Linked DNA regions of Homo sapiens: region 1 is linked to region 2. A link is a contact called in ENCODE Hi-C or POLR2A ChIA-PET data. All regions are on one chromosome and are shown on one strand. The core of a region is the stretch at or near the end of the contact, and the rest is flanking DNA. Distances in the headings are between cores, read along the strand shown.

What was found. Hi-C counts contacts between places; a loop is a spot of excess contacts on that map. ChIA-PET counts read pairs that join two places held with the same protein, here RNA polymerase II (POLR2A). Pooled maps may share reads with other maps.
Region 1: a pooled map shows a loop between it and region 2 (3-fold over the local background). The contact joins the enhancer-like site here to the promoter of CKAP2L in region 2. A Hi-C loop is called at or near these places in 2 of 50 pooled maps. POLR2A ChIA-PET finds 5 or more read pairs at or near these places in 2 of 52 experiments (Caco-2 and activated CD8-positive, alpha-beta memory T cell).

The regions. Positions count from the first base shown.
Region 1 is chr2:113,245,250-113,252,536 of GRCh38, forward strand. It overlaps PAX8 (paired box 8), which reads right to left. Exons shown (of 12, transcript NM_003466.4): 3 at 1,505-1,670. It overlaps PAX8-AS1 (PAX8 antisense RNA 1), which reads left to right. Exons shown (of 6, transcript NR_015377.2): 2 at 5,518-5,657. Among named protein-coding and RNA genes, the nearest start is that of PAX8-AS1, 13 kb to the left of the region's middle. Within about 2 kb of position 6,007, at least 3 of the 41 ENCODE cell types and tissues checked have a DNase peak (open chromatin) inside an H3K27ac peak, as active enhancers do.
Region 2 is chr2:112,759,639-112,766,487 of GRCh38, forward strand. CKAP2L (cytoskeleton associated protein 2 like) reads right to left here and starts at 4,971. Exons shown (of 9, transcript NM_152515.5): 1 at 4,924-4,971; 2 at 2,865-2,931; 3 at 1,075-1,126. The coding sequence starts at 4,960. RefSeq lists an enhancer at 4,601-4,740 and a silencer at 5,191-5,350.

The DNA.
Region 1 (7,287 bases), core at 4,757-7,256, 490 kb after region 2:
TGGCCTGGCTGGTCTTGAGCCCCTGACCTCAAGTGATCCGCCCACCTTGGCCTCCCAAAGTGCTGGGATTACAGGCATCAGCCACCATGCCCAGCCAATGACTGACTATTTTCTTTGGCCACCTAGAAAGCTAGCCGAGGTCACTGGACCCTCTGCTCTGTCTTGCTGGTTCACCTTTGCTCCCTGCCCTGTCCAAGCCTGAGGCATATCCCTCACCCCCCTGGTCACTGGTTTTCTATCAGGTTTTAGCAGGTTCAAGTTGAAGCTTCTCCTCATGGACTCTGGAATCCTGACCTTGCTTGGATCCCCAGCCAGGTCCAACTTGTTAAGCTGAGCCTCCTCTTCTGGGGCCTCCACCCTTCCCCTCCCTCTATCCTCCAACTAGTTGCTTTGGCAGATCAACCGCCTGTGTCAGCATATCCTCCTCTTCTTGTTGTAGAAACTCTCTGCTCTCATCTGCATGAAAAAGAATCTAGCTCTTTAAAACTCCATTCATCTGTTACTTCCATCCAGGACTCATCTCTTCTGGGACACCACAACCCATCACAGGAATCCCCTCTCCCTAGCCCAGCAAAGGATCATGCCTTTCCCTAACTACTTCAGGAGGGGAGCCAGGGCTTTTCACGGTTCAAAGAACAGTCCAGGTCCCTTTACCTTGTCCAACCAGGGCTCCTCCTAAATCCACCTAAGGGTCAGAGCAGGGGGACAGGCACACGTACACAGAGCTGACTGGAAGCTGTGGCACAGAGGCATTTTTAATGGAAGTGGCTTTGCAGACTGGAATCTGTGACTGCATCAGCTCAGAAGCAGGCCTTTGCTGCTCCTGGTCTCTTCTGAATCTTTGGGTCAGTGGTTCTCAACCCTGGCTGCAGAGAATTAGAGTCACTTGCTGGGGGCGGATGGGCTGGGGAGTTATATGCCAAAACTTGCGCCTATTTCCCTAAAGTTCGGATTTAATTGGTCTGCCCTGGGGCATAAACAGTATTGCTATTTAAAAATCAGGCTTCCCCTGGTGACTGTAATGTGCTACCAGGGCTATGAAGCACTGATCTGGGGTCTTGGGGAATTATGGTTTGAGAAGCACAAACTCAGATATCACTCTTTTAGGGGTTAGACCTTGGGAGCTCATCTGTGTGTCCCCTCCCTAGTGGCCTAATTTCCCTAGGTCTCGGTAGGAGGAGGACCTTGGGGGAAGATTCTCTTGCCTTAGCAGGAGAGAAGCCTATAGCTAATGAGACATGGAGCAAAAGAGAAGAAGGGAGAGGGAGAAACTAAAAGAAGGATAAATGGACAAAGAAAGAAGGAAGGGCAAGAAAACAGTAGAAAAATAGTGGCTGGGTAGAGGCCCAGAAGGACCACCATAACTGTTCAGGTCTCAGGACCAAAGCTGGACATTGGGAGCAAATCCCCGTTCCCTGGGAGGGGAATTCTCTAGCTGCCCTGAGATCAGCTGGAGAAGTCAAGCCCTGCGGGGAAGGCGGCCTGCGGTGAATTTCGTGCTTACCTGCCAAGGATCTTGCTGACGCAGCCATGGCTGACGCGGAGCTGGCGAGAGATGTCGCAGGGCCTTACACCCTGGTGGGCCAGGTCTACGATGCGCTGGCGGACCACTTCCGGCAGAGGTCTGCCATTCACAAAGGCCCCTCCCAGCTGGTTCAGCCCTCCATGGCCTAAGGAGACAATATTCCCAGGGACAGCTGTCAGGGTCAGGTAGGAGTTTGGGTGGGGATTAGCTATGAGTACAGGTGCTGGTGTGTGTGTGTGTGTTTGACTGTGACCATGAAATCCCACGGCCAGGCCCTGTGGGCCCCTCTGCACCCCTTCCCCAGTTCTCACTCCCAAGATGCTGGCACAAATGGTATGTGATGCTCATCCCCCACGATGGGATGGTGTCACAGGAGCACCTTGGGCTTGGGGACTCTTCAGGCAGACTCAGCCCTTCACTCCAAATCACAATCCCCTATTTTCTTCCCTCCCTCTGAAAAGTGTGTAAGGAATTGAGGATGTGGGGTCTTCCCATACCAATACTGAGCCGTTTGACCTTGGGGAAAACCCCTTCTCTTCTGAGAGTCTCTTTTCCTTTTGTAAAATGACGGCACAGGTGATTTTCACCTTTCTCCTTCTCCTCATGGAACCAGATTTTAAAACACTACCTCATTGAGAAAAAAAAATACAAAAGAATAAAAGCAGAAACTCTCTGGTAGAGCTTGGGCAGAGAAGGCCTGAGCTCTGTCTGTGGACTTCTGGCCTGAATGACCCCCAAGGTTCCTTCTTTCTCTAATAGGCCAGAGCAGCAGGGACCTGGTGCAGGGTCCTCACAGGCATAGATAGCACTGGGTTCCAGGACTGACACAGGGGCTACAGGCCACTGTGGGAATCTATCCACGTCATGGATGTGTGTACACGTTCCCTTAGCTGCTTTCCTGACTTGGCCTCTGCTCTCTGGCCCCAGCCTGTGTTTCATTCTGAGCCCATCTATCCAGTCAAATCCATTTGTATTGAGTGCTAACTATGTGCCACGCACTGCACAGGTCCCTGATGATGCCAAGGTGAATAAGGCAGACATGATCCCTATTCTTCCCTCATGGGGTTTATTACAGTGAGGTCCTAGACCAGCAAACAGCCAGTTAACATATTTTGTGACCACTTTTGGGACTGGTGACATGCAGAGAGTTATGGGAACCACTGGAGGGGAACTTGACTTGGCTCAAGGAAACACAGAAGGGTTCCTGAGGAGGTCTAAGCTGAGACTGAAGATAAACAGGTACTAGCCAAGTGAGGGAGAGAGGGGAGAAAACTGTTCCAGGCAGTGGGAACAGAATGTGCAAAGACTCAGAGGCAAGAGGATACTTGTCTGTTAGATTTTCCAACATATTCAACTCTATAGTACCTAGAGCCATACTGGGCTAATTTCAGGGCCGAGATTTCCATTTTTCTCATGAGGAGACTGGGGCTCAGAGAGTTTTAGTGCTCTGATTTATATGACTTGTCTAACTCAGCTTATATGAGGAGGAGCTGAGATCCATCCAGAATTTAAGGCTCAGATCAGGGCTGCTCCTTGAGGGGAGCCCTGTTCTGGGGCTAGAGCTATGCCTGGATGCTTGTCATTGGCTCTGCTGTTTTGTGCTGAACATGCCATGGTCTTTTTCACACCAAGGGCAGGATTTGGTGATATGACTGGGAAGGTAGAGCCCTGCAGTGTGGGAGTCAGGGAGCAGGCAGGTGAGAAGGAAGAGCCAACCCCAGCCTTCTGTGTGAACCAGTTAAAGACTGTTTATGGCCGAGGGTGGGAAGTGCCTTTGCTGGGCACACAGTGCCCATTATCACCCACTGACTTAGCACATTCAGAACTGCCTTGCAATGTCTCCTCAGGGGCCCAAGCTGTCTTCAGCAGAACACTCAATTTCCCTTTAATAAAGGGGGTGGGGGCCAGGTGCAGTGGCTGACATCTGTAATCCCAGCACTTTGGGAGGCTGAGGCGGGCGGATCACCTGAGGTCAGGAGTTCGAGACCAGCCTGACCAACATGGTGAAACCCCATCTCTACTAAAAGTACAAAAAAAAAAAACTAGCTGGGCATGGTGGCACATGCCTGTAATCCCAGCTACTCGGGAGGCTGAGGCAGGAGAATTGCTTGAACCTGGGAGGTGGAGGTTGTGATGATCCCAGATCGCATCATTGCACTCCAGCCTGGGCAACAAGAGCGAAATTCCGTCAAAAAAAAGAAAAAAAAGGGAGGTGGGGGTGCTCTAAGCCTCTGCCCTGGGCAGTAAGTCAGGAGGAAAAGCCCTCTGGCCAAACACCCAGCAAGAAGGATGCAATGACCCATCTTCCTGGTGGACACAACGGGTGAGCTTGGGCACAGCTTCCACCTATGCCTGTCCAGGCAAGTCTTCCTAGTGACTGCTTCTCCACTAGGGCTGGAAGAGTGCTTGGAGGGCCTTCAGGAGAGCCCAGATGGTGGGCAGAGGGGCCTTTGCCCAGTCCTAAGCCCATTCCTCTGGTCCTCACTGGCCAGAGTGCCATTTGTGAATTGCTGTAGCCATTTGCCCTCACTGCATCATTGTTGCCTTCCGGCTCTTTTGGGTCCAGGCACTGAACACAAGGGGGCGCCAGACAGCCACCCAAACACAGACAAGACCTTCAGCAGTCCAGCTTTGTCCTCATTTTCCAGAAGTTTCCGGGCCGTATCCACCCAAACCTAGGTGTTTAGGCTGGGACCTCTATATCTGAAAGCAAGGTTTCTTAGAGGTGGAGGTTCTTCACCTCTACAAATGTGAAGCAGGTTTAAAAAAAATGCCATTCTGGGGTGGCATGAATTGGGTATTGTGCCTTTTTTTTAAAAAAAGAAAACGACGCTGTAAGTTGTGTGGGACATTGCTCTTAATTATTATGAAGGACTGACTCGCATCCTTAGAAACCCAAACCCTCAGGAAGCCACCTGAGAGGTTATTTACCGTTATCAGCAAGCATTGTAGTGCTGGGAAAGATGCATTCACATTTCTGGCCCCTAAACGGTGAATTCTCTGGTGCTTATTTTATTTGACTGTCTTCTGAATGACTTTGTGTTACTGTGGAAAGAGTCTTGGGCCTGATCCCTTCTTTGACACTGCCTGTTTTAGTCTTATCATTTGAGAAAGTGGGTTTTTTTTTCAACCTTAGTGTTTTTATCTATCGAATGGAGCTTAACAAAACTTATGCCTGCTGCTGACTTAAACCCCTATAAGAAGATAGGGGGGCTGGGTGTGGTGGCTCACGCCTGTAATCCCAGCACTTTGGGAGGCCGAGGTGGGTGGATCACGAGGTCAGGAGATCCAGACCATCCTGGCTAACATGGTGAAACCCCGTCTCTACTAAAAATACCAAAAATTAGCCGGGCATGGTGGCAGACGCCTGTAGTCCCAGCTACTCAGGAGGCTGAGGCAGGAGAATGGCATGAACCCGCAAGGCAGAGCTTGCAGTGAGCCAAGATCACACCACTGCACTCCAGCCTGGGTGACAGAGCAAGACTCCATCTCAAAAAAAAAAAAAAAAAAGAAGATAGGGGGACCAGGATGGAGAAGTGTTTATTTAGATAAACAAATCTTGCTATAAATGTAACGTTTTTCTAATTTGTAATATTCCCATGGTTGAATGTTATGACCCAATCTTGGGAGTAGGACTAGGACTAGGGAGTGTTTTCTCAAACTTCAGTGTGCATCAGAATCACTTGGCAGTGAGGGTTATTAAAATACAGAGTACTGAGCACAATGCCCTAAGTTTCTGAATCAGTAGGTCTGGGATTGAACTAAGAATTTATGTTTCTAAGAAGTTTCCACATGGTGCTAATGCTGCTAGGCCAGGGTCACACTTTGAAAACCACTGGTTTAGGCCAGGTGATGGCTGGTAAATTAAGCGTAAGAGAATAACTCTTCATACTCCTCCAACATTCTTCTGACAATAATAATGATTGTTTGTATATTATGGTTTTCATTTCTTTTCAACTCAAGACATTGACCAAGTGCCTATCATGACTCAGGTACAAAGCACTGGGAATACAACCTTGAACAAGACAAGAATCCTGGCCTTCAAGGAACTTCGAACCTTTTGGGGGATATGATAAGACACATTAGGAATCACCATGTTAATGGTTATCTTTCTTGAAGGATATAAGTCCAGGTGCTTGGGGAGACCCGTAAGTGGTTAGAGGGAAGCTGCAAGGAAGAGTATCTAGGAGGTAACTAGGTGAAGAATTTTCTTCAGGGGGAAAGAAATCCATGCATAAAGTCTTGGTGCCTTCAAGAAATTGAAAGACATTTAGTGTGGCTGTAGGACAGGCAGGAAAGAGAATTTGGAAAGAGCCTGCTGGCTGCAGATGGAGATGGCCCCTATGGTTTGAAGTTTTAAGCTGAGTCTCTGCAATGGAAAGACCTTTGTCTTTCCTGTGTCCGGTGTGGGGGAGTGGACTCTTCTGGGTGAGTCACCACCAAATGCCCAGAGGTGGGTGCAGACTTCCTTCCTGCACTGGGGTTGGGGGGACGATTGGCGCCCACTGTGCTGACCACCTCTTCATGCAGCTGCAGGTGGGGTGGGCTTTGAGGCCGGAAGCCAAAAATGAGTAGGAGCCTCCTGGTTGGGCGGGAAGTGGGGTGAGGGGGGAAGGTGTGGCCCAGGAAGAGGTTTGAAGCCTCATAAGCAAAGACTCTTTGTATGTCTGGAGGATTGTGAGTGGGGAGGTGGGGTGGGTATGGGGGAGGAAGACAAGACCGCCTGGCCGGATGCAAGCAGGTTCCTGAGTGAAAGGTACTCAGACGGGAAATGCAAGCTTTCCTGGGGTCAGAGAGGACTTATCGTACAGTAAAGGGATTGGAGCTCAGCAAAGGTCTAGGTGAAGCTTGCTGTCCAGAAACATATCCTTTTGAAAAGTGACCATTCAGGGAGGTCTTAGGACTTTGTTGGTAATTTCTTCATCCTTTATAGAGCTCTGAGTAGTTGGGATGGCAGAAAGAAAACAGAGACACTTATTGACCAAAATTCTTGTTATATGCACCAATATCCAAACCCTTAAGATGTGGAAATCCTTTCTCCATGTTCCTATAGTCCTTTGCACAAATTCCTATCATAGCACTGACTGCATTGAACAGTAACTTTCTCTATTTGAGTTTCTTTATGAGTTACTCAAAGGCAGGGGCCCTGTCTTTGTCTACTGTAATTAGTGTTTTCTTATATACAAGTGATAGAAAAATGGTTTACATTGGTTATGGTTGTTGCATGGATTCCCATGATTCTGCATGGTGGGACCCCCAAATCCCATGCTTCAGTACTTTCCTCTTTATCCTTTTGCTTTATCTTTTGCGGCTCTGCCCAGTCCTAAAGTGGCAATGGCTCAATGTGGTGTTCTGCAAAAATTTCCACTTAACTATCTGGGGCTTTTTGCTTTAGTCCCATAGAGTGTCAAGGTGATAGCTGAGCCTTGGCAGGGCTATAGTGAGAGGTGCAGTGGCCTCTTTGGGTGCCTTTCAAATCATGCCAGGCCTATACGCCTTCCACAAAGGAAAGGCCTTGTCCATGCGAATCAGTCCCTGGCATTCTCAGCTTGGTGTTGTTGCCTTCCCCAGCTGCTCACTTGCAGGTCTGTGATCTCCATGTGCCACCTCCCAGCTAATCCTCTTGGCTTGGTGCCTTTCTGGAGTAAAGGCCAGGGTCTGTGCCTCCAACTGCTCCTGAAGAAAGTGTCCCAGGGCCATGGAATCCCAGTGTCCAAAGTCTGCACACTGGATCATGCCAGCACACATGAGGTTATGGGTTA
Region 2 (6,849 bases), core at 3,721-6,220:
AAAGTAAAAGTGTAACCCAGTGCTTCCCAAACGTTAAACCATTGTTCATAAATTTTGCCTTATATACATTTTGCTATCCTTCACAGTGTCTAATGATGTCATGTATACATACAACATATATATGTCTACATATGCATATGCATATGACTGAAATATGACTGAAGTGATTTGGTGAATCATTAAAACTTATTAAAATTCTCACCAGTGAGAATTTTTCACTTCAGGAAGCACTATTTTAGTTACATTTCAGAACACAGATAAAAACTTATATGTCTATATATGCATATGCATATGACTGAAATATGACTGAAGTGATTTGGTGAATCATTAAAACTTATTAAAATTCTCACCAGTGAGAATTTTTCACTTCAGGAAGCACTGTTTTAGTTACATTTCAGAACACAGATAAAAACTATGTTTTAAAAAACTAAAGGTGAGATTTTTATTGCAGATGAATAATCTGTGCCTCTTTCAGAGGGCTAATTTCTTCCATTTAAACTTTAAGTTAAGGATCCTTTACCATTCTATCTAATGTAGCTAAATTAAATTGATTAGGAAGCATATACTTGTTAAGTGGCTTGGAAGGTTCAATGCAAATGTTCTCTTTTAATGACTACTGAGCTATTTAACTTCATGGCAGCATACCAAAGTGGTTAAGATCACAGGCTCTCAGCTTTGTCACTTAATAGCTATACGACCTATTTAACCTTTCTGTGACTTAGTTTGCTTATCTGTAAAGTGGGGCTACTAATAGTAGCCTCATAAGATTGTGAGGACTCAGTGAGGTAATGCAAGTCAGAAAAGTATCAGGCACACAGTAAGCATTCAATAAATGTTAGCTATCAAGAGGACTAAAGTTCACTTGAGGCTTTTCTTGGTTAATAAAACTAAACTACTTTTCAAAAAATGTCATACTTTTCAAAAAATGATTGTCTCTTATTAAACCAAACTGTTTTTATATCTGTAAGAAATACCTTTCAAATACATGTTCTTTAGGTTGCTAACATCTTTATTATTTTTATTACTAATCATACTTATGAATGCATATTTTTAAAAAGACTAATTTCTACTTACAGATTTAGAAGGTGGTTGATTCTGGCAATTATTCTTGGATTTTAGATAAGGCCTATAAAAGACAAATTAAAATTAATCCTCAGCACAGAAGGATTCTAAGCTAAGCTTGGGAAGTACAGTGATTAAAAATTATGAATAGAATTTTAAATAATTAGAATTTCTGTAATGGCAAAATAATTCAAAATTATATTTAATAAAGTCTCCTTATCATCATTTCTTTAGTTCTGTATCCTCCCCCTTGGAGACCACCAACTGCTCCTACTCTTTTTTTTTTTGCCTTGTGATCCTTACAGAGACTGTCTATACATAAATCTAGCATTCTCACAATATTAATGAGATATATGTGTTTCCTTCATATTTATATAGTCTTACTCATTCACACATCATTCCTGGAGCACTGCAATGTGCCAGACACCGAAGACACAATGCCAAATAAAACCATTAACTGCTTCTTTAAAAAATTTCCGGCTGGGCGTAGTGGCTCACGCCTGTAATCCCAGCACTTTGGGAGGCCAAGGCAGGCGGATCATGAGATCAGGAAATAGAGACCATCCTGGCTAACACAGTGAAACCCCATCGCTACTAAAAATACAAAAAAATTAGCTGGGCATGGTGGCACATGCCTGTTGTCCCAGCTACTCGGGAGGCTGAGGCAGGAAAATGGCGTGAAACTGGGAGGCAGAGCTTGCAGTGAGCCAAGATTGCGCCACTGCACTCCAGCCTGGGCAACAGAGTGAGACTCCGTCTCAAAAAAAAAAAAAAAAAAAAAAAAAATTTCCTTGTTTTCAGTATCTTCAAATACTATCTCTTCTAACTTTAAGGGGGTAAAGAAATATTAAAAAAAAAAAAACCAAGACACACATGAAATATAGCTAGTGAGACAGGAAATGCAGAAAAAGGATTGGAAAACAGAGGTGAATTTAGAAGGAATCAATCTGCATGGACCAAAAACAATTGCTAGACTAACAAGGACTTTGATTATGACTTGTTTGATGTTTGTCTCTCCCATCTACAGCATAAGCCCTGGGAGGGCAGGAATGTCTGTCTTGTTAAGCGCCATTATCTCTAGCATCAGAAGTGACTGAGATGTTATAGGTACTAAATAAATATTTGTTGAATAAGTGAATTAGGTTCATTTAATCAAGGAAATAGAGGTGAGTAAACACCCAAGATAAAATAAAGGGTGAAAGCTAACTTTGTAAAAATTAATTTTCAAATAAATACTTAGCAACTCAAATGGGGAAAAAATTAATTAATGCTAAGAAAGGACAAATAACACGACAAAGATGGTAAGAATCTACAAAGGATAAAAATGAAGTGGACATGTTCTGTCTACCTTAACAGTAAATGCTAAGAGAATGACCCAAGAGCAGAGGGTATCACTCTGCTACGGAGGATTGATTGTAACTGGCTCTCCTGCCTTAGCAAGAAATGCCAGAACCATGGTCATTCAAGTTCTTGACCAAAAACTGCCTTCATGAGAATCAACTTCCCCAAGAAAAAAAAAGCAGAAACAGGCAAAGCTTCCAGCATGGTAGGTAATACTGACCCTTCTTCCCTCCTTCCTTTGGAGATTCACACAGTAATAATGCATAAAGCTTTGCCAATGGACTAAGCACTGCCCAGGGGTTTTTGTCATGCCTGGACTGAAATGCTCTTTTTGCGTTATCATAGAATCCCAGTGCAGTCTGAGTAGACTCTAAGCAAAAGGGACATTTTTCAAAAAGGCTTTAAATTGCTAGTACAAAGAAGGCAACAAAACTTGCGTAACTGTGGACAGATAAACTCACTTGGTGTTTTGGCTCTTCAGTTTTCCCTTGGCTGCAAGGTACTCCTGAAGCTTTCTCTGCCGCTCTTCTGCAACACAGGCAAGCAAACAAACGACATAACTTTAGTTCAAGATTTTAACCAGTTCATTAATATTCTAAAAGATGACACTTTTCTCTAGTGATTTTGCCTTTGCAACATAATGTTATAAAATCCCTAGTCCTATAAATGTGCCTTCAAGCTAACATCAACATCAACAATATCATTTATATGCCAGGCCTACACTAAGTTCTTTAAACTTACTACTTTTTTTTTTTTTTTTGAGACAGGGTCTTCCTCTGTCACTGAGGTTGGAGGGCAGTGGCACAACCACGGCTCACTGTTGACTTGATCTCCCAGGTTCTAGCAATCCTCACACCTCAGTCTCCTGAGTAGCTGGGAATACAGGCGTGTACCACCATGCTGGATAATTTTAAAAAAATTTTTTGTAGAGACAGGATCTCACTATGTTGCCAGGGGTGGTCTCAAATTCCTGAGCTCAAGTGACCCTCCTGCTTTGGCCTCCCAAAGTGCTAGGATTACAGGCGTAAGTCAAAGCACTCGGCCTAAATTTACATTATTGCTTTCAATCCACAAAACAATCCAATGAGTTTTTGCAATCTGAAATTCAGAGAGAGTAAATGTCATGCCCAAAGTTACCCAGCTAATATGTGGCAATTCCAGGACTTGAAAACAGGCTTTTCTAACCCTGGAGCTCACAGCCACTGTTCTCAGCTACAACAGTCTGTTTTGAAGAATTTCTGTTACTGGCCCACCTGAGCTGGTGAGCCAGGCCTGGTCTTACGTCTTTTGTTTTTTTACAGGGATGATGATTTTTACCCACAAACCCTTATATGGCTTCCTTTGTTGGTACTAAGGATAAAATACGCCCGGTCTGCTCACGGCAGACACCTATACTATGGTGACTTTCTACGCAAGCCATTTGTGAGGGGATGACAAGTCAATAATTTCTGCCTTCAAGAACTTTCAAACTAGTAGTGGAGATAAAATCAACACAGCAACAATTACAGTATAAGGTAAAATCTAAGGGCCATAAGAGACGAAAAGAAGTATGGGAGTTCAGAGGTAGGGCATAAATGAGGGGAGTAGGTGGCTAGAAAAGGTTAAAAGTAAATAATGATGTGAAGGAAGACAAAAAGACGACAGGGGTGCCAAACGACTCTTAACCTCATCTGAACGGAGTTGCCCTGTTTTGCTCTCTGATGCTCATGTATCTATCCTTAGAGACAGCTTGGCGGGCAATGTAGAGCGTAGGGGCTGACATAGGGGGTTGGAGTCCCACCTCCGTGACTTCTAGCAAATTAGCAAACTTTGCTGCTGCTAAGCCTATAAGGCGGACAGAAATGCCATCTTTAAAGCTTGTTATGTAAAGTGCCTAGGACCTCGTAGGCATCAACAGGAATAATGGATGAAACAAAACAACGGTGCGTATCTTGGAGAAAGTGGCATCTGAGCAGGAGTATTTTGAAAGGTAGGAAAGGGCTCCAAGCACATCTAAGAGATTAGGGAACGCAGAAGCCTTAGCCCTGGGTGCAGATTTAACCAATCAACTTCTAACCACCGCAGGCTGAGAGGTGTGGAGTGAGAGCCCCGCCAGAGGCAGGAGACCCGGGCTTCGGCCAGACCCCGCCTCCTGGCACAGAGGACCACGCCCGGCTCTGCCTGGAGCCAAATGTGGATCAAAACAGCGCGCAGCTTCCCACTGCTGGTGAAAACCCGAGCAAGGGGCCTCAGTTTCTTTATCCGGAACGTGGTGACAATGACATCTCTTTGCAAGGCTGCTGCAGGGCTTTCTGGAAATACGCCCGTGAGGTATCTGGGCCTGCGCACAGCCTCCCCCGCCCAGGACCCAGACGTCTACCTGGGGGTCCCGTCTGCGCTCCCGGGATGGAAAACGCCCAGGGGAAACTTAGGCAGGCGAGCGGACGGGCACCTCCCGCGGGACGAACTCACTCGGTGGCCTCCTACTTCCCCGGCCGTGTTCCAACGCCTGAGAATAACGGGAACAGCGGTCGTACTCACCGACAGCGGCAGCAGCGGTAGGCCCGGGCCCCACCATGACTCTTCAGTGACAGTTTTTCTTCAAACGCCGCGCCTGTAGCCAGGACCGGCGTGCCGCGCGTCCACGCGTCCTCATTGGCTCCTGCGGGTTTGAAACTCGCTAGTCGTCAGCACGGGAGGGCGGGACAACAGGCAATAGGCTCTTTGCGGTTGGCTCTGGCCTTGAGAACCCGACCTTGGGGCCCTTTGATTGGAAGAACGTGCAGCGCACCTCGGCATTGAGGGCGGCTTCCTCGGGGCGCGGCGCCGCCCGCCTCTGAGTGCGCCTGTGAGTGCGCCTCCGAGTGGGCGTGGGACCCTCCGTGGGGGCCTCAGCCGGGCTGGTGGTTGGGGGGCGGTTACGCTGAATCCAGCTGGGGTTGGCGCGCCGGGAGTCCCTGGGCGGAGAGACAGGGCGGTCCTCCCAGGATGCTGGGGCCGCTACCTGATTCTGTCCTTTCAAAGTCTCAGACTCACAGGAGCTGTGAAAAAATAATATTATAAAGAGGACATATGGGTCTTATGCATCTAAAGGCTCCTAGTTCTTAGTACTGCAGGGTGGCTCGTTTAATTGTGGTAAAATATGCATAACATCACATATACCATTTTAACCATTTTAAAGTGTTAAATTTTTCAAAAATGTGCAGTTTAGTGGTATTAAGTACCCTCACATTGTGGCACAGCCACCACTACTGTCCTTTCCAGAACTTTTTCATCTTCCCAAATGAAACCCTGTACCCGTCACTAACTCCGCACTCCTCCCTCCCCCAGCCCCAGGCAATCACCATTCTAGTTTCTGTCTCTATGGATTTGACAACTGTAGGTGCCATATAAGTAGAATCATGCAGTATTTGTTCTGTGACTGGCTTGTTTCACTTAGCATAAAGTATTCAAGGTTCATCCATGTGTAGCATGTGTCAGAATTTCCTTTCCTTTTAAGGGGGAATAGCATTTCGTTGTGTGGAGATGCCACATTTTGCTTCTTGGTCCATCCCTCTCCGGACACTTGAGTTGCTTCCACTTTTTGGCTATTGTGAATAATAATATGAACATGAATGCACAAATAACTCTTTGAGACTCTCCTTTTCATTCTTTTGGGTATATACCACGAAGTGGTATTGTTGGATCAAACGGCAATTCTATTTTTAATTTTTTGAGAAACTGCCTTACTCCTCTCACGGTGATCTCTTGTTCAAGGTATATTTTCGATTTCACCTGATCAGCTGACTATAAGGCCATAAGGCTAACGGAGAAACGCAGGCCTAGTTTCTCCTAGTTACTAGGAGATCGCAGGCCTCGTTGTCCTGAATCCCTAGACACACTTCATTCCCCTTGTTTTAATCCTAAATTTTTTTTCTTTTGAAGTTTGTCCTGTTTCATCTATTCTCCAGTTTCTTAAAGAGGTCTGGAAAATGCTTTTGGCTCCTTGTGTATGAAGGTTCCTCTTCCATGGATGCTGGAGAAGTCGTGTGTGGAGGGGCAGTCATATCTGGGCACCTGTTGGCCAGGTTCAGCTTACCAGTTGGGTACTCAGCAGGGCATGAAGCCACTGCAGCAGCCCTTCTCTTTAGCCGTAAATAGGGAGTTTGGAAGAGAGCCAGGGTTTCTGGATTTATGCATTTTGATATTTTCAATAGTGTATTAAATGTTTAAAATAGGAAAACTGATCATTATTTTTGTTAATGACTGAGAAAGGGACTCCTTCACCAACAGTTTCAGAAAAGTGAAGGCGGTTTTGTTTTGGTCTTTGTAGAATCTAGGTGGTTGAATGCATGTCAGTTGTAGAAGTCACCTTGCCTGATATCCCACGCAGTGCTGGAGTATTCCACAGACCCCATGTAGGTACTGCACCTTTGCAGGTATACTGCTGGTGTTGGTGAGCTGCCTTACCTGTCCTGTTATTGGAGA